2 separate regions of the Homo sapiens genome follow, and region 2 is linked to region 1. A link is a loop called in an ENCODE intact Hi-C map of the cell type or tissue named here. Cell type or tissue: heart right ventricle. All regions are shown on one strand. Links, peaks and the distances in the headings refer to the core of each region. The heading gives the core; the rest is flanking DNA.

Region 1 (10,117 bases), core at 2,105-7,104:
ATGCAAGGAGGCATGGGTGGAAGGGTGCGGATCCCCTCTGGCTGCAGGAGGCCTTTGCTTTCTGCCTCTGCTCAGAATCCACCGTCTTGCTGAGGGGATTTTAGAACAGACACGTGGAAACCAAGAAGAACGTTGGCGTCAGCACAGCGGGGCACGTTGCCCGGATTTGACCGTCAACTCCCTTTCCATGTAAGCCTGCGGGCTTCGTCGTGAGTGGTGGTTAAGAACCTGGACTTGAGCGCCAGGCAGACCTCCTTAGCTCCTGGAAGCTTCCCTTTCTTTCTGGCCAGTGGGGAGAGTGGACACAGCCTACAGTTGACTATAGAGGGAGGGAGGCGCAAGTGAAACTGGCACATCAGAGCCATGATTCCCTCCACTGCCCAGGTCGCTGAGGCCTTGCCTTTCAGCCGCCTGGGCCATGAGCATGTGAGGGCTGTGCAGTGATGGCAGCCCCGCCCCTGCGGCCAGCCATGGGAGCATCTGGACATTCATGGGGCGTTTGCATCACACAGGCTGCCTCTGCGGAGGAGCGGGGCCCTCTCTTGGTAGACAGACAGGGCCAACGTGTAGAGGCTGATCGTTTTTAGTAATCCCTGCATTTCTCCCCAGTATTCTAGATCGGAAGTTGTGCTCACCTTCTTCGAAAGATCTCCTCTGGATCAGGTGTTAAAAAATGATAATGTGCATAAAATTCAACCCAGCTTTCAAAGTCCAGTCAAAATATCAGGTAAGAGCCACAAAGGAGGCGTTGGTGGGAGGGACTGCTGTTGAGGCTGAGATGTCACAGAAACCCTCACAGTTGGCTGTCTCTGAGGCTGGGCCACACTTTTCCAGAAAGACAATCGAGAGAAATGCGAATGTACAGGGAGAGACTGTTGCCTGATTCTCCCAAGCAGTGTTTCCTCCTGTGGTTTTCACTCCTGCTGCGTCCTCAGGGGTTTGTTTGGCATGTAAATTGGAACTCACTTAAGAAATGGTATAACGATGAACAAACACATTGATGATAGAGTTTGAAGCAAACTATTGGAATCCACTGTTCAGCCTGCTGAAGTGAGACAGCCCATGTCACGTGGCATTGAATTTGGTTCTTGCTTTTAGGGGCAGCCATAACCAAAGGGACGCACAGGCTTTAGGTCTCCTTAGCGTGGATGTGGGACTGTGGCTCCTGGCACAGGAAGGAAGGAAGGGGAAGCTGGGGCCTCTTGGCCAGTCCAAGTTTGGTGACTTACTAAGATCTGGGTTGCAGGTGTCATGAGAACACTAGACTTGCTTTTTGCAGCACTATTTTGACAAAGGCTGATGAGGAGGATTTTGTAGGGAAAAGAGGTCTGTCCTGGGAGTCTCTAGGACTGGATTTTCCCAAGCAAGTGGCAATCACCTTGTGACATAAGAGGTGACAGTTGTGTGCGATCTTGCCTGGTGGACAGGGAGGGAAGGGGGGACTCATGAGAGGAGACATGGCTCAGCCAGAGGAGAGCACCTCCATGATGTTGCGATCTGTGGGAAGGAGAGCAGGGGGCCTGTGTCCATCATTCCGTTTCTGAATGGAGGAGGAAGCAGGGGAGAAGGAGGGATGGAGGACTCAGAAGGATGTCAAGGGAGAAGAGTGGATGAGAGGGGGTCTGAGCCCAGAGCTGACCCAGAAGGAATTGGGAGACCAGAGGACAGTGGGGATGGGTGACTGATGCTGTTGGCTGTGAACGTGGCCTTGCTGATTATGGGCCACAGCACAAGTGGGATTCTGAATTGTGTGCTTGGGAGAACTGGGTGGGGTGGGCAGGTTCTGGAACCTGGAGTGGAAGATGGGTTTGTAGATATTAATAGGATTGTGTGTGCGCAGGGTGGTGGCACACCTGACCCTGTCTGTGGCTGCTGCTTTGTTTTGTTTTTTACTTTTTTGTTTGTTTTTACTGACACATAATTATTGTACATATTTATGGGGTAAAGTGTGATGTTTTGATACATGTGTATATTGTGTAAAAATCAAATCAGAGTATTTAGCATTTCCATTATCTCAAACATTCATCTTTTCTTTGTGGTGAGAACATTCAAAATCCTCTCTTCCAGCTATTTTGAAATACACAAGGCAGTACTGTTAACCCTTGTCACCTTACTGTGCAGTAGTACAGCAGAGCTTATTCCTCCCACTGTCACTTCGTGCTCACTGACCAGCCTTTCCCTGTCCACCGCTGGCCCCTCCCCAGCCTCTGGTAACCACTGTTCTACTTGCTGCTTCTATGATCTCCCCTTCTCTAGGTTCCAAATATGGGTGAGATCTTGTGACATTTGTCTTTCTGTGCCTAGCTTATTTCACTTAACGTAATGCCTGCAGGCTCATTCATGTTGCCACAAATGACAGCATTTCATTCTTTTTAATGGCTGAATAGTATTCCGTTGTGCATATGTACCACATTTCCTTTACTCATTCATTGGTAGCTAGACACTTTGGTGGTTTCCGTTGTGTGTTCTTGGCACCTTTGTCAAAAATCAGTTGGCTGTAAGTATATCGATTTATTTCTGTGTTCTCTATTCTGTTCCATTGGTCTATGTGTCTTTTTATGCCAGTACCATGCTGTTTTGTTTACTGTAGCTCTGTCGTATATTTTGAAATTGTGTAGTGTGATGCCTCTGGCTTTGCTCAAGATTGCTTTGGCTATTTGGCATCTTTTTTGGTTCCATATACATTTTAGGATTGTTTTGCTCATTTTTGTTGTTGTTGTTTTGTTTGTTGGTTTTGTTTTGTTTTGAGACAGGGTCTCCCTCTGTTGCCCAGGCTGGAGTGCGGTGGTGCAGTTACAGCTCAAGTGATCCTCCTGCCTCAGCCTCCCAAGTAGCTGGGACTACAGGCGTATCCCATCATGCCAGGCTAGTTTTTGTATTTTTTGTAGAGATGAGGTTTTGCCATGTTTCCCAAGCTGGTCTGAAACTCCTGAGCTCAAGCAATCCATCTGCCTTAGCCTCCCAAAGTGCTGGGATTATAGGTATTAGCCACTGCGCCCGGCCTAGGATTGATTTTTTTTTCTATTCCTGTGAAGAATGTCATTTGTATTTTGATGGGGATTGCGATGAATTTGTAGATCACTTTGGGTGGTATGCTGCTTTTGATATCTCCCTAAGATACCTTCCTATGTGCCTTTAGACAAGAGCAGTGAGTACAGGAGCCCCTTTTTAGCTGGCACTGGGTCTCCAGAACCTTTATGGGAGAGTGAGGATGACTGGGTCCTTTTTCCTGGCTGGGTGTCTATGGATCCTCATCTCAGAGGGCTCACAGAGGGCTCTGGAGTCCTAATTGTCTATTGCTCTGGGTTTTGCATTTTGTAGTGCAGAGCATGGGGAAGCCTGGTTCTTTAGTCTGAGTGGGGAGAGTCCTAGCACCAGTGTCTCTGTTTTGGTTTGTTTTGCTCTGTTTGGGCAACCCAGAGATCAAGGAGCAGCAGAGTCCTCTTAGTGCCTTGCCTTATGGGAGGTGCTGGCCCCCGAGTGAGAGGGATAGATTAGAGGCCTGGAGCCACCTCTGATGGAGAAGCTCCTGAGGCACAGTGCCCGGCACATGCTTCAGCCTGCCCTGGCCTCCCGTCTCTATCAGCGATGTGTATGAACACATGGCCCACGTGGACCCTAAGGGGCGAGCATAGTGAGACGAAATTTAACAGGGAGAAACGTAGAGTCTCATGTTGCCATTGAAAGTATGTTTTCTTTGCCTTTTTGCAAGGGCTGAGGACAGGTTTCAGCCACGGCTGTCTGTGGCCTTCCGTGTGTGATGGGGGTGCAGTGTCCAGGTCTAGGAAGGCAGGGGTCCTGGCCTCCTTATGCAAGTCAAGACTGTCCCCGGGATGCAGCAAGATGAATTATTACATCCAGAGAAGAGTGTCTGGTGGGCAGGGGTCAGAAGAATGGGAGGAAATGTGGAAGAGCAGCTAGGAGGAAGGGGATGCCACCTTCAGATGTTGGCGGGCTGCCATGGGAAGGGGTCAGGTGGGGGCTGGCACTAGGCCTGTGGGTAGAAGTAACTGTGGGCGACTTTGGCTCAGCACAGAACACGTTCTAACATCTGGGGCTGCGTAACCATGGAGTCTGCACCAGCCAGTGGCTAACAGTCTCAGTGCAAAGTCTGGGGGCCCGGAGGTGTTGCTGCAGGAGGCGGCAGGCGGTATGGCCTCTTGCAGCCTTGCAGAGCCGAGGGTCTCAAGTGCTCTGAGTGTTTCCTCCTCTTCCTCTTCTCTGCCGGTCACCGAGTCTGGTTTTCTTTCTCTGAACCCCCCAGACCTTCCGATCTCTGTTCCCGGTCTAGCTCGCCCCTCACTGTGTCTAAGGGAGCTTCTTAATCTAGAGCAGTTGTGCCTGCCGGTGGCGAGGCGGTACACCCACGCACACCATGGCAGATACCTCCCTTCAGGAGTGTTTTTTAATGAAATTACTATTGACAATAAATAGCCCCAACATCCCTTTGAGAAAATGGCTCACACATAGGCACACCATGTTCTCAGTCTTGGTCCCATATTTGGCATGTTTCTGGATCTGTGGCTCCCCAGGCTGAGGCGCGGGGTCCAGAGAGTCCTGGCATCACCTGAGACTGTCCACACGGCTTTCTCTCATGCGTCCCCCTTTCTCCAGGATATGAACCCGAGGACTGAGCCAGTCATCCCAAAGCTCTGACCTCTGAGGCTTATTAACTGTCTTAAAAGCTCACTCTCACCATCAAGCCCAAGTTCTTGGTCATTCTGGGCATTCAGAGCCTAGCCCACGCTAGCCTTTTGATGTTGTCACCTCCACTCCAGAGCCTCAGCCTCCTGCAGGGGACTGGCCAGCCGTTGCATGGACTGTGGCCCTGCAGGGTCCTTCGTGCAAACCTGCCTGTCCACTGCTGTCCTGGTTAATTCCATTCATTCCCGGCCGAGAGCCCACATCCACCCTCCTCCTCCATTTCTTATGCCACTGACATACGTGTAGGGAGGTGGTGCCATGGGGAACAGGCACTGACTGTCTCTGCTCTCATGATGTAGGCTGGGGATGGGGACCTGCAGGTGCTGAGTACCTTGGCTTTTCTAGGATCGTTTAGTTGTCAGGAGCTCCACTAGATGGCGCCCGGCGCTAGCAGGCGCGGCGACTGTTTCCACATCCTGGGGCCACGGTGAGGACAGTCAGGATGGACTGCATCCCTTGGCAGTGCTTCCAACCAGTACAGCCTTAATCATTCTTTGTCCCAATGCTTATCAAATGTAAGAAAGCAAGAATTTAGAGCGTTCTGCCTCATGGCTGCAGCTGTGCAATGTAAAAGGAAATGCAAACCTCAGCTTCGATCTGGCAACTTGGACTCATCAATCTCAGCCACAAAATCTGACCATTCAGGTTTAAGAGGCCTGGAAATGAATCACAATTTTATTTTTCATTAATCTGGCTTCTGGCCAATCTCAACCTTAGTTTCACTATGTAGGGGTAGCCCAGCTAGCCAGTTAATACAAGGGCACTGCTTTGGGTTTTGTTCCGTTGCTGGAGTACATGGGAAATACAGTGGGAGAGAGGAGGTGAAAGGGAGGAAGGCTAGAGTATGAATGCTTTCACGGCTGAGACCGCGTGTCTGCTGAGAAAAGGAATAGAGTTATTGAAGTGAGGGGTTGTGACGTTTGTGGGGCTATGAAAACATAGCTGCATCTAAAAAACAGAAAAATTGCCATCAGGCAAACAGACACATTGGTAATTGTTGCAAAAAAGATCCATTGATTGATAGATGCAAAGATTTGTGAGTGAAACTGAGGAGAAACAGGATTTGCATAGCTGCAAGGCATCCTCCTTCAATTAACTACAAAGGGAAAGGTGGTAACTTCGCTGTGGAAACAGCTGGCAGAAGCCTCCTCACCAGGCACTCCACAGCAGCCTCAGCAGCAGCAGGACCTGTCAGCCTCAGCCCCACCCCCATATGCCACTCCAGGTCTCATGCAGCGTCACTGTGTAGGGTTCCTGCCAAAAATGCATCACCTCAATCGAATCACTCTGAAACTGCCAACAAACCCAAATCGAGGGACATTTGCTAAAATAGCTCAGTCCTCTCTAAGAGTGCTACGGTCATGAGGGACAAGGAACGATGGAGGAACTGTCAGAGGTCGCAGAAGACCAAGACAGAGCAACTCATTGCAGCAAGAGATCCTGGATTGGGGCCCCCACGGAAAAGAGGAACGTTGGTGGAAAGACTGTTGAAATTCAAGTGAAGGAGGTCTTTCATTTAGTTAACAGAATTGTGCCAATGTCAGTTTCCATGGAAGAGCAGGGCTGCTTTCATTTGGAAAAATATGAGTGTAAAAAAATAGCTTGAAAGTCAACTATTTCATGGAATCAGTCATGTATGTGATTAAAATGGCTACATTGGTCAAAGATTCTTGCTATAGATACTAAGCTGACTTCTAAGACATTCACACTGTATGTTTGAAGAGAGGCTCAGATGCTATAATTTTTCTTGAATGACAGCATTTTCTTCCGTTCTTTTTTATTTACATCATAACAGATCTGAGGACATTACTAACAATGATCATAATAGCTGTGAGGAAATGCGGACCTCAGCCTTGATACGGCTGTTTGGACTCATCAATTTCAGCCACAAAATCTGATTATTTAGGTTTAGGGGGCCTGGAAATAGAACACTGTTTTTCATTAATCTGGCTTCTGTATAATGTCAACCTTATTTTTACTAAATAGGGGTAGCCCAGTTAGGCAATTAATAAAAGGGCACTGAATGATCATGATAGATCACTCAGGACTCTTTATTGAGCCCTCAGTATTTGCTAGATTCTTTACATACATCATCTCAAGTTAGTCTGCACAATGGCCTTTGGAATGGATACCTTTATTTCCATTGTACAGATGAAGAAACTGAGCAAGAAGTAACCTGCTCTCCAGGCATAAGTAGCAGAGCCTTCCCCAGCTGCAGTCTGCATGCTTTCCTACCTGCTCGTGCCTCCTGAGGAGCCAGCATTCCACACTGAGACACGCCATGCTTGCTAGTGCTCTGGCCGAAGGCACATGGCAAGTTATCAGTGGATTTTGTTACAAGTCAGGCTCCCTGGTCCCGTAGCAATGAATCTCAATGCAGCCTTTTGCCTGAAGGTACAAGTTCATGGTCTATACCATCGTCTTGTGAAAACTGACCTGGGAGGTCAACTCCCATGTAAATATCTGCTGTCCGTGGTTGAAACGGGGCACAGGCTACAGGCTTAGCAAGAAGATCTCCTTAAACCAGTGGTCCCTACAATTAGAGGCTTGCTACAGCTAAATGTTTTTTCTTCTTTTTTTTTTTTTAAACTGTGGACGTGTTCTAATTTCTACAGCTTTTCTTAGGACTTGTTTGTTAAAGTGACCAAGTAAATAAAAATGTAAACTGTTAGAGAATCTGTGCTCCATTTTCACCTGGCACAGGCGTATAAAAGCTGTGCACACTTCCCTAGGTTTTAAGACAATTTGCTTTTCAATAAACCATCCCTTTCTGAACCCGTGTTGGGAATAAATGTTCCAGAGGTTGCTGCACACCTGCCAGCTGTGTAGCCTGCTGGCTTGCCCCTAGGTTTTTCGAGGTTCTGGGGCTGACAGCAGAGGTGGGATCCAGGAGGGAACCGGAGCTTCTCAGGGACCATCTTTAGTGAAATGTGAGAGTCTAAGCGAAGTCCCTCTCTGGGCCGGGCCTGAGACAGCAAGGTCCATGCAGGAGGCACCAGACATACCTTAGTGTCCTTCAGGGCCCAGCCAGCCTTGCAAATAATTAAACCACATGTATGTGCATGAGGCTCCTTGTCACAGGCAATTAAGGAAGGATTGCTTACAAATCTATTTTTTGGGGGACTGGTAATGACTCCGTTTTATAGAGCTCCAAATTTCACATTTAAGAAAGATTAGGCATGTAAAGTAACTCTTCAGAATTTTATTCAGAAGTGATTTGCAGCAGTGACATTTGTTTTAACTTGTAGGCCACCACCCAACCAAGTTCCCTTTGCAAAAGGGGTGGGAGAAAGGGGGATGGGGCTGTCAGCTGGCTGTATGGAGGTTGCTCTGAGGTTTTATGTGCTTCCCAAGAAAGACAGATTTGGGTCAGAGTTAATAAAAACAATAAAGGCAGTGGTTCTGTGCTGCCACCCATTTTAGATAGAGAGGCGAGGGAATCTTAGTTTATCTTGTTAGGATATGGCAGTTTTCACAGTCCGCCTGTTCAGCGAGGCTTTGGTAAGCATCTTCTTTCGCCCCTTTTACACCTGGAAGTGTGGCTGACCCCAGACTTTGGGCACTGATTCCTCTTTGCTTCGCAGAGCTCCTTCTCAGGACCTGCAGCCCTACCAGGTGGTACAGGGAGGAGGGCAGGGAAGAGCTGAGGACTGATGTCCCCAGGAAACACCAGTGGCCCTTCTCCAGAAAGGCAGGTGGAATTTTAGCAATGACCTGATGAATCTGACTGATGAATCGACATTTTGATCCTATGGGGGGCGAGGAGGAAATCTGTTTCTCTTTCCTCATTTTTGTGTAATTTCCCTAATTCTCTTCGTATGGAAAGCAGTTCAAAGAACTGAGAACCAAATATGTAGAAAGATTAAACAGAAAGTGACTATTTCAGTTACCAAAGAAAGCAAATCCATACACGGGAATGAACCAGGCTAAATTGTGGTAAGGTGTAAGAAAAAATAAAGGAAAACAGTCCCCCAAGCAACTAAGGCATCCGATGGGGCAGTGAGCGATGTTCCTGTTGGGTGTGGTGTGCCAGGGGAGAGGGAGGGCTGTTAGGAGCTGTGTCCTGAATGGGAAGAAGATAATCCCTTGGATTTGAGAAGGCACCAGGAATTTGGAGTATATTTTAGGCATGACTTTTATGATGGGGTGCATAGAGGTTCTGAGTCGAAAGAACAGATGAAGGTGGTCCTGGTCTTAGAGCTGTGGTTAGGAGATGAGCAGGCTCACGGGCAGCTGGAGGACTTTAGCTCCAAGAACTGGCCATGGCTACCAGATCTCATCTGCTGAGCGAGGGGACGGAAACGCGGTCCCTCAGAAAATACAAACGAACGCTGCAGCTTTTTATACCTAGATGGACCAGATGGCATGATGCGATCCAGGAGTTCATGGGATTTCAGAGTGAGAAGGATCCTCAGAGATTAATACAACTTTGAAATTTTTCATTGGAGGAAACTGAGTCCCAAGGCCATGGAGCTCGTTGTCCTGGCTCCTCATCCTCCATTCCAGCCCCTCCAGCCAAGGACGAGCGCAGACTTCCACCCTCTAGCTCATGCCATGCAGCCAGTATGGACGTAGGAAGTCGTTTTTCTTTGCTGGCTTTTCTAAATTACCCGAATCTGTGCTTATTTGGGAAAAAAATCATTTACATACAGAATTACATAAAGCGAAACAGTGAAAGTCACCCTTTGGTTTAAAATGCACACTGAGAAGTAACTCAGGAATGGGCAACCAATATTGTATATTCTCACTTAGAAGTGGGAGCTAAGCTATGAGGATGCGAAGGCATAAGAATGATATCATGGACTTTGGGTTCGTGGGGTGAGGGATAAAAGACTACTTACTGGGTATAGTGTACCCTGCTTGGGTGATGGATCCACCAAAATCTCAGAAATCACCGCTAAAGAACTTATCCGTGTAACCAAGACCCACCTGTAACCCCAAAACTATTGAAATAAGAATAAAATGCACACTGATTTCATTCAGTCAGAACAACAACCCAGGGCAGTCAATATTGTTACTCATGTCTCAGCCACAGTGAGAGCTCAGCAAGGAGAGGTACCCTGGGCAGAGCCACATGTCACTGTGCCATAGCTCTGCTCTCACACGCAGACTCACAGATTTGAGCCCAGTACTCCTTCTTTGTACTCCAGCTTGAAGCCCACAGCGAAGGGCATATGGAGAGCGTACTCAGGCAGCAGAGCATCTTTGTCTTGGGAGAGACACACAGCAGGCCTGGCTCCTGCGGGGATTGACCTCTTCCCTGACTTTGTGCGGCAGAGCTCTGAATGGGTCTCGGGTGCACGGCATTCTCTTACGGTGTGGAAGAGAGGCACGGGCAACAGGTGGAGGAGAAAGCAGGGAGATGGGAGTAAGTTCCAAACTCCAAAACCTCAAGCTCCGACCCCTCCTGAGG
Region 2 (10,117 bases), core at 2,507-7,506, 610 kb after region 1:
CAGTGAGGAGAGTTTCAGTAGAGGGGGCTAGAATGGGCCAGAGAGGGAGATGGGGCAGAATGGACTAAAGAAGGAAGGAAAGGAGGATCCCTAGAAGCAGGGAATGCAGGTGGCTCTTTCCATAAGTTTGTGGGAAAGAATAAAGAATGGGAAGATAGTAACCACAGGTAGGAGTGGCAACTTTCTGGAGGAAGAATTGTGCCCACTTTTGCAGGCTGAGAGGACTGACCCAGTGGAGAGAATTTAAGGATACAGGAGAGGGAGGAAGAACTCAAGGCAGCCTGTCCTAGAGGCCGCGGGAGGGGACAGACCCTTCACAGAGCGGAATGGCCTACTGTGCACAAGATGGATACCAGGCAGGAGCAAAATAAGGACAAGCAGGAGCACAGACAGGACTGGCAACCACATCAGACTCACCGTAAGAGCTTCATATTCATTTAAAAAACAGAAAGACTGTGAAGAACTACAATTCTACAACAGAACGCTGCCACTAAGTAGCGTACTTAAAAGTCACGTGAATTGTCGAATAGCTGAAAAAGACTAGACTTGTGATATTCTAGCGAAGAGATCTGTACACCTTTTATGTAAAGGGCCAGAGAGTAAATAAATATTTTAGGTTTTGCTGGCCAAGAAGCAAAATCAAAGACATTATGTAGATACTTACACATGAGGAGAGAAAACACCTGACCCACCTAGTCCTAAGTGTCTGGGGCAGGCCATCTGGGATCCACTAGACTCACACTTGGACAAAAAGCTAGTGGCCTGAGGAAGAGGGTCCTGGTGGGCCAGGCTGGCAGGTGGGGGTAGTAGGGTAACGCAGGTCAGTTTCACTTCTTGTCCTAGCAACCCCTAGATCCTGGTGCACCCTTCTTTCCTCCCAAGAGCCTGGTCATCTCAATGGGGCAGCTTGCTGGAGGCTAAGCAACTCCTGAGTTGCTGACTGAAATTCCATGGCTGGGTGCCTGCTCATTGCCAACAGTCACCCCTGTGTAGTGACCACCAGTGCAGGTCTGGGGCAGCAATGCTGGGTGGTAAAGGGACACCCCAGCTTGGTCTCTGTGACTCACAGCACTAGCCACCTCGATTGGTACGTGGGCTGCACAAAAGTGGGAGGCAGGCTAGGTGTAATGCACAGGCTGAAGTTCACTGGCCCCTATTCCAGTGCCTGTAAAGACCTCAGGCTGGGCGTGGGGGCTCACGCTGGTAATCCCAGCACTTTGGGAGGCCAAGGCAGGTGGATCACCTGAGGTCGGGAATTCGAAACCAGCCTGACCAACATGGAGAAACCCCGTCTTTACTAAAAAACACAAAATTAGCCAGGCATGGTGGCACATGCCTGTAATCCCAGCTACTTGGGAGGGTGAGGCAGGAGAATCGCTTGAATCCAGGAGGAAGAGGTTGTGGTGAGCTGAGATCGCACGACTGCACTCCAGCCCAGGCAACAAGAGTGAAACTCAAACTCAAAAAAAAAAAAAAAAAACCTCAAAGACAGGCTTGAAGGACAACGTTAAAGCATGCAAATAGCACAGAAATTCTTTTAATCAAAATAAAAGGTTTCATATTTGTATCCAGTGATTCTTTTCCACACTCAACATTATTTTCTTTCCTCCCCCATCTCTCTCTCACTCCTGTCACCCAGGCAAAAGTGCAGTGGCACAATCATGGCTCACTGCAGCCTCGACCTCCTGGGCTCAAGCGATCCTTCTGCCTTGAGCTCCCAAAGTGCTGGGATTACAGGCATGAGCCACTGTGCCTGGCCTCACAGTATTTTAAATGAGATTATTAATAACACTTCACACCACCCCCTCCTTCCCTGAAGTTCATTATCAGTAGTAGTAAATAGAAATAGTGATTTTACTTAGCCTTTTCCTGAGCCATGGAAGTTTCACTCCTGGAAACAGAAAGCTTTAAAACTCAGACTGGTTAAACTGCATTACTTTTCTGAGAACTCGTTATTCTTCCTACCTGAGAGTTGAGAACTAGAAGCACGAGAGATGTGTCTTGTCAACATATCCCACAATAAGAGATGAGATGCGGAGAGAGGGGAAGGATCTGCCGTCCCGGCATCTCCCCTTCGCAGAACCTACCCTCATATATCATGCTGTCTTCGTCAGTGACGTAGGCGTTGGCGCCCCAGATCACCATCTTGTGGATGTAAGATGGATATTTTGCAGCAGCAATGAGTGCGGTTATGCCCCCATCACTCCACCCCAGCAGAGAAACCTTCTTAAACTTCAGCGCCTATGATCATACGACAAAATGCACGGCACGGGTTATTGCTCCTCTCTGTTAAAAGAAACTGAATCACTAATTATCAGAATCAATACAGGTGTGAGGCTGGAGTATCAATTAGTCAGAAAAGAAAAACCCTAGAGTCCACCATTTGATGACATCATGTTTTCTCTTAATTACTTTTAGTGGAAATTGTCACAAAAACCTGAGCATACGGTATGGGTTTGAATTAGGAGGGAACTACATCTTCTGGTTGGATAAAAAGCTCAAGGAACTAGAATCAATGGAGACCAAGTACTTAAATATGACAAATACAGCATACGTGTGTATGCGTGTGCACGTGTGTGCATATGCATGCCTGAGCAAGGACCTTGAGAACAGTTCTGTAGATCAGAGAGGGGACCCTGAGCTCTGCTGGATGGAGTGAAGCAGGGTATCTGGTAAAGCAACTGTGGGAAGAACTGGCAAGAGCCAGGCTGTCAGAGAACAGCGTCATGGGGAGGTTGTGTGAGTCCGCGGGTGAATCAGAGAGGGTCTGGACATGCGTTTGGCAGGGAAAATGGACAAAGATTACATCTTAGAGAGGCCGCCAAGAAAAAAGAATGGAATGACTGGAAAATTAAAGGTAAAGAATTAATATTACTCCAAGATATTTGCTGCCCGGACCATAAAATGGTGTAACTACTGTGGCACTATCCTGCAAAATGAACATCTGGAACTTCCATCACCTAGCAAATTGTCTCCTAAATGTGTATGAAATTCTCCCTGTGTGCCAGGAGCTCAGTCCAGGATGTCCACAACAATACTGTTTATAGTGGCAAAAAAATGAAAATGCCCACGAGCAACAGAATGTTCACTGCCTGCTATTTATAACAGCAGAAAAAGGCAACTTAAAAATTAAGTTAATTATCTACTATTAGAAAACTGGTGAAATAGGCCAGGTGTGGTGGCTCATGCCTGTAATCCCAGCACTTTGGGAGGCCAAGGTGGGTGGATCATGAGGTCAGGAGATCGAGACCATCCGGACTAATGCGATGAAACCCTGTCTCTACTAAAAATACAAAAATTAGCTGGGCATAGTGGCATGTGCCTGTAATCCCAGCTACTCAGGAGGCTGAGGCAGGAGAATCGTTTGAACCCGGGAGGCAGAGGTTGCAGTGAGCCAAGATTGCGCCACCGCACTCCAGCCTGGGTGACAGAGCAACACTCTGTCTCAAAAAAAAAAAAAGAAAATTGGTGAAATAAGATACAGTACATCCATACAATGGAATAATATGTGCCTATCATACAACTAGTATAAATGCATATTTATTGACATGAAAGTTATTTCCTTGAAAAATTGTTCAACAAAAATAGTAAGTTAGAAAAACGTTAGGTGTAGCACGATGCCATCAATATGAAACTGCGTTTGTGATGTAATAAGACTGGCCAGAAAGCAGAGCCGCCAAGATTTGGTAGTGTCTCTAGAGAGCTGGACTGTGGGCTATTTCTACTTTCTTCTTTATACCTATTTGAACTCTTGGGGTTTTCTATAGCAATCACATGGTATTATTTTGTAGAAAAATATAACAACAAAATTTAAACAAAATAAATGAAGACAGGCCCAGCCACCCTTCCTCCCCTGGCCCTTCCCTCAGAGACCTACCTTCATCAAATCAACAGCATCTTTTGCATCCCTTTCAAAAAAGTCTGCTGGGAAATCGCGATCTGGGGGCCTGGAATGTCCATAGCCTCGAGGATCCCAGGCGACCACCGTGAAGAGCTTCTTATTGAGGTTCTTGAGCTGAGGTCCAAAATCAGTCTCTCCACTTCCTAAAAACAGCCACTTGGTTACCCTCAGGTGATCGCTTTCACTATCAAACACATTACAGTGAAAACAGAAGCAATAACAATCTTAAAAGCAAAGTAGTTTCTACTCAAAGTGGTCAGAATGTAATCAGGAAAGCAGCCTTGCAATGACTTAATCCATCCACTCGAAGAAAGGAGGCAGGCTGACCGGGTGCGCCTGTAATCCTAGCACTTTGGGAGGCCGAGGCGGGCGGACTGCCTGAGCTCAGGAGTTCGAGACCGGCCTGGGCAACACGGTGAAACCCCATCTCTACTAAAATACAAAAAAAAAAAAAAAAAAAAAATGTAGCCGGGCATGGCGGTGTGCGCCTGTAGTCCCAGCTACTCAGGAGGCTGAGGCAGGAGAATTGCTTGAACCCGGGAGGCGGAGGTTGCAGTGAGCCCAGATCGCGCCATTGCACTCCAGCCTGAGCACAGGGCAAGACTCAGTCTCCAAAAAAAAAAAAAAAAGGGGCCGGGCGCGGTGGCTCACGCCTGTAATCCCAGCACTTTGGGAGGCCAAGGCGGGCGGATCGCTTGAACCAGGGAAGCAGAGGTTGCAGTGAACGGAGATTGCGCCACTGCACTCTACCCTGGTGACAAAGTGCGACTCTGTCCCTCCACCAAAAAAAAAAAAAAAGGAGGCGCGCTTCCTTTCCCGGCGGAGTGCAGGCCTGCCTCCGACCTCCCCCTGGTGGCTATTTTGAGAAAGACAGAGGCCCTGGGTCTTCCTTTGCTTCTGTATTATTTCAGCACTTTTGAAACCTCTTTGGCTTAATCTTCCTTTTCTAAAGGAAAGAATTAATGAAACTGTATACAAATTAATTCACAGATATGCTTCTGGGTTATCTATTCTTCTTAAAACAATGACTTACACATGAGAGGGATCTCTATAATATCTGCAAAGAAATTTATGAGATTTGGTCCAAGTTATTCAAAGTAGAATTCTAAAATTCCAGATTTTTAATTTTTTTTTTTTTTACTAAGCTAAGGTGAATAGCCTAAAGATTTTATTTTGTAGTTATAATTAAAAACCAGGAAAACTAAACAAAAACACTGAAATGCAGAAGGGGTATGGAGGAAAGAAACCAAATCAGTTTCATCAGAACAGTATGAAACAGCCCATGCTAAAAGCTGAATTCTATTAGTGGGCCTGCAGGGAGCTTGGCCGCTAGTCCACAGCCCACCACGTGGTCCCTGTAGGTGTGGTGTGTTCACACCTACTGTGCACAGTGCAGAAGGCCACTCTCACAGAGCCCAGTCCAGGGGCAAGTCAGCATTTTATCAGTGAAGTCTGCTGATTTCTGAGGACTTCTACCTCAGGCCACAAATGACTACTAACCACTTTGCCTGACAAACCATATTAGAAAATGTCTTTCAAGGTGGTGCAGGATCATTCAACATTGTCAAGGCCTATCATTTTTCCTGGCAAGATATATCTTTCCCAAGATCAAGTAAACCATTCAGAAAATTCAAGCCAAAACCAAATGAATAGATCTCCAGCCCACATCTGCTGCTGTGACCCATGAGGCTTCTCTTCTGCCTCTGACCTGGAGGGGTTCTGGCCACGGAAGTACCCTGAAGGAGGGGCAGGAGGTGAGAAGATGGGAAAAAAGAACAGTCTAAAAGACCAATTTCAGAAACAAGAAGGCATTTGCTCCCTGGCACACATGTACACATTTGAAGACCAGTGCCAAGAATATAAAACTTAAAAAAACATTTAAGGAATACATGTACATAGTTATCAGCATGTAACATCTGAGAGGCCTGTGGGGAGGGGAACTGGGTGCTGAGGATAGGACAGGAGAGAGAATCTCCTCTGGTCCATTTTTTTTAATATTGGAATCATGCTAATACTTTACATAAAAAAAAATTAAATTGGGGACAGGTGCTGTGGCTCATGCCTGTAATCCCAGCATTTTGGGAGGCCGGGGCGAGTAGATCACCTGAGGTCAGCAGTTTGAGACCAGCCTGGACAACATGGTGAAATCTCGTCTCTACTAAAAATACAAAATTAGCCAGGCATGGTGGTGCACACCTGTAATCCCAGCTACTCAGGAGGCTGAGGCAGGAGAATCGCTTGAACCTGGGAGGTAGAGGTTGTGGTGAACCAAGATAGTGCCACTGGCTCCAGCCTGGGCAACAGTGAGACTCCCTCTCAAAAAAAAAAAAAAAAATTAAATTGGTAAGTTTTTAGCACCTGGACAATGACTGCAATACCGAAATAATGGAAAGCTAAGATAGGCAATGTTTTTACAGATAACTTTAGCTCCCCATCAGCCATGAGAGTCAGTGTCCTTGTTCATCAGGTTAAGGAAAACAAAGGTACCAAACACCATTTAGACACACGTGCAACAGTGCCACGATCCGCTGAGGCTCAGTCAAGTGGAACCTTTTTAGCACTTCACTTTTAGAAAGAAGCAAATCACAAAGAAATAAGTACAGTCAGCCTTCCTATCCGTGGTTCTACATCTGTGGATTCAACCAACCTCGGAACAAAAATATTTCGGGAAAAAAATGGGTGGTTGGGTCTGTACTGAACATGTACAGACGTTTTTCCTTGTCATTATTCCCTAAACAATACAAAATAACAATTATTTGCACAGCATTTACATTGCATGAGATATGGTAAGTAATCTAGACATGACTTAAAGTATACAGGAGAACATGCGTAGCTTCCATGCAAACATTGAGCTATTTTATATCAGGGACTTGAGGATCCTCAGATTTTGGGATCTGAGGGCTTCCTGGATCCAGTCCCCCAGGAATACTGAGATTAAATATTAGGATTATTTAACTAAATCAAAAATAAAGCAACAATACTAACACCCTTAAAACCAGATTTCGGATGTACTGGAATCACTGCAAATTTTTCCCTTGAACTTTCTACATCTGAACTCCAGTTCTGCAAAATGAGATTGAGATCCAGTAGGCTTTATTATGGCCCATATATTGAGAGAGGGTAATATGCCAATCTAACTCTGATTTCTAAAAAGAATCAAACTGAGGTTTTTTTTTTCTTACCTCTTATTTTAACGGAATATATTATCAACCACAACAAGTGATCAATTCACTCTAGTTTTAGCACTGAAAGTCCCACATCCTGGAAAATCCCCCAACGCCAAGCAAACTAGGATGACTGATTACCCACTCACGTTCCTCCTTTACCTTCTTCCCACACCCCTTTCCTTGACCCCTGTCACCCTCCCAAATTATGGGCAACTGTGATTTCACAGAGTACTTGCAATAGGAAAAACTGGGTACTTTACTAAAGGAATAAAAAATCCAATTCTGAACAGCAGTAGAAAGTTACCTACTTTTCTAAGTCATTTAAGTTTGATTGTAGCAAATATGAAAACATTTCAAAAAAGCACTAAAATTAATCATCAGTATTTGGCATCTAGTATTGTGAATGCATCATAGATTTTACAGCATGCAAAAACATTCCATTAAAAAGTACCCAGACCTAACATCCCAGGAAGTAGCAGGACTGCGTGATCTCCCTCTCCAGTCTGCTGGTAATGCAGCTGAACGCCATTCACAGCCACTTTGGCAGAGGTTACCGAGGTGCTAGAAGAGAAAAAACACATCCCCACAGGGGGAAAGGGGAGATGGGAAGATTTCTTAGTTGATTCAAAATTCCAGCTAGACAGGAGGAATAAGTGTTAGTGTTCTACGCGCTGTAGGATGACTACGGCTAACAATAAGCGATAGTTTAAAATAGCTAGAAGGAAGATACTGAATGTTCCCAACACAAAGACATGATAAATGTTTGAGACGATGGATATGCTAATTACACTGATCTGATCACTACACCTTGTATCTATCGAAACATCACTATCTACCCCATAAACAGGTACACTTATGTCAATTAAAAAATAAAATTTGAAAAATGTTTAAAAATCCACCCCCAGAGGAAAATCATTTAACAGCACGAATTTAATATGATAAAACTGTCTTTGTATATGAATGAGTCGCCTCCAGAACGCCTCTCAGTCTCCTTGGGTTATTTCGATTTTTCCAATTCTGAACAGTGACATGAGTTTGAATTTTCTTTACTAGACTGCCGATCTGAACTGTGCCCTCATGCTTGAATACGCTATTGTGCCCAGCCTGGGGCTCACCCTACAAAAACCCTAGGCGGCTTGCTCAATCAATGGCCACAGAGGCTCATGGCACACGCCGGTGAGCTGGAAGCCAAGGGTCCTCAAGTGCAGGCTGGCGTGAAACGAGGGTGGACATCAGGGGCAGAGACCCTGGAGTCACTCGTCTGCACTCAGCAGGCCCAGAGGACCTACCCAGACCTTCAGCAGCCTTGGTGACATTCCCAAAGATGAGACTGGTCCCAAGGTCTCGATCTCCAGGCTGTTCTTTAGCTGTAGGGTATCCTGTGTTGTCTGGCCTGCTGCAGGAGGGCCATAGTCAACAGTGCCCATCTGCACGGATAAATCCTACTGTTTTTTAAGATGTTAAAATATGTCTGTGTCAACTGCTAAGTAGCCCTGTCCATAAGCCTCCATCTCAAGAGCCCTCCTTCCTGCCACTCACCCGCCTTGGCCTAAGACCTCCTAGGATCCAGCATCTAACTGGACCACACTTAGCACAGGACAACGCCTCAGGACAGGCATAATGCCAGTGTCTGTGCTGCCTGAATTATGGGTGCCGTACAGGTGTTCTGATTAACCTCTCCTCAGCTGCTCTTCGAGGACAGCCAGACTGTCCTGGGATATATACCAGTGGGGCACACAGACGGCCCCTGCACCAGGACCAGGCTCCATCAGCCTTCCCACAGCTTATCAGACAGATGACTGAGTGAAGCACAGGAGGGACATGATGGCAAGCCAGGACAGATGCCAGAAGGAGGCGCTCTCTTCTCCTGGTGGAGTGCCAATACAATGAAATCAACCACCATCTCCTTTTATTTTTATTTTTATTTATTTATTTTTTGAGATGGAGTCTCACTCTGTCGCCCAGGCTGGAGTGCAGTGGCGCCATCTCGGCTCACTGCAAGTTCCACCTCCCGGGTTCACACCATTCTCCTGCCTCAGCCTCCCAAGTAGCTGGGACTACAGGCACCCGCCACCACGCCCGGCTAATTTTTTTGTATTTTTAGTAGAGACGGGGTTTCACCCTGTTAGCCAGGATGGTCTCAATCTCCTGACCTCGTGATCTGCCTGCCTCAGCCTCCCTAAGCGCTGGGATTACAGGCCCGGCCCATCTCCTTTTTCTTCTACATACTCTCTACTCCTACCTCTGCCCTTAGTCAAAGGATAACTGAAACACAGCCCTTTTGAAAAAATGAGGTCCTGTTTTATCTTTTGGTTTAATCTTATTTGCCAGTCTCAAGTAAAAAAGAAACAAACGTGGAAACAGATGTGTTGAATACAGGTACATCTACTCTTAACATACCATTTCTGGAAAAATAAAAGACAGAATTGGGTAGTAATAAGGTCTGACTAAACTATAAGCTCCTTATCTACAGAAATATTATTAAAGGGGCATCAATGAAGCCACCAAGCAATGGCAATACTGACTCTGCCATTTACTTATTATGATTACTGCCCTATTCCTCTGAGAAATTCATTTCTACAGTTAAGATAGCTTAGGATCGGCCAGGTGTGGTGGCTCACACCTGTAATCCCGATACTTTGGGCGGCCCAGGTGGGTGGATCACGAGGTCAGGATCACGAGGTCAGGAGATCAAGACCATCCTGCCCAACATGGTGGAACGCCATCTCTACTAAAATACACACAAAAAAATTAGCCCGGCATGGTGGTGCACACCTGTAATCCCAGCTACTCAGAAGGCTGAGGCAGGGGAATCGCTGGAACCTGGGAGGTGAAGATTACAGTGAGCCGAGATCGTGCCACTGCACTCCAGCCTGGTGACAGAGAGAGACTCCGTCTCAAAAAAAAAAAAAAAAAAAAAAAAAAAGAAACTGCTATTATCATATTGTATGTTCAGCTATTTCTTTTGTGTATGTTTTGTGAAGTAGCCATTATCTACAATAAAGTATTTGCTACCTTCAGGGCTTGAAATTTGCATGAATCTTGATGA

Evidence for each region. Peaks named below come from ENCODE experiments on the same cell type or tissue, not always from the same donor. Only the 100,000 strongest peaks of a DNase experiment are listed, where the experiment ranks them.
Region 2: it touches region 1 in a loop (12-fold over the local background); 44 of 110 quality-filtered maps call a loop at or near these places.

The regions. Positions count from the first base shown.
Region 1 is chr6:3,727,689-3,737,805 of GRCh38, reverse strand. It overlaps PXDC1 (PX domain containing 1), which reads left to right. Exons shown (of 5, transcript NM_183373.4): 3 at 610-727. Among named protein-coding and RNA genes, the nearest start is that of PXDC1, 19 kb to the left of the region's middle. RefSeq lists an enhancer at 1-328 and a silencer at 5,157-5,451. In heart right ventricle, for the core only: CTCF peaks have their summits at 4,866 and 5,076 (motif pointing right); a DNase peak (open chromatin) is centred at 5,085.
Region 2 is chr6:3,121,169-3,131,285 of GRCh38, reverse strand. It overlaps BPHL (biphenyl hydrolase like), which reads right to left. Exons shown (of 7, transcript NM_004332.4): 2 at 7,526-7,629; 3 at 3,878-4,044; 4 at 2,088-2,241. Among named protein-coding and RNA genes, the nearest start is that of BPHL, 7.5 kb to the right of the region's middle. In heart right ventricle, for the core only: a CTCF peak has its summit at 4,754 (motif pointing left); a DNase peak (open chromatin) is centred at 4,715; H3K4me3 peaks cover 2,348 bases; H3K27ac peaks cover 1,391 bases.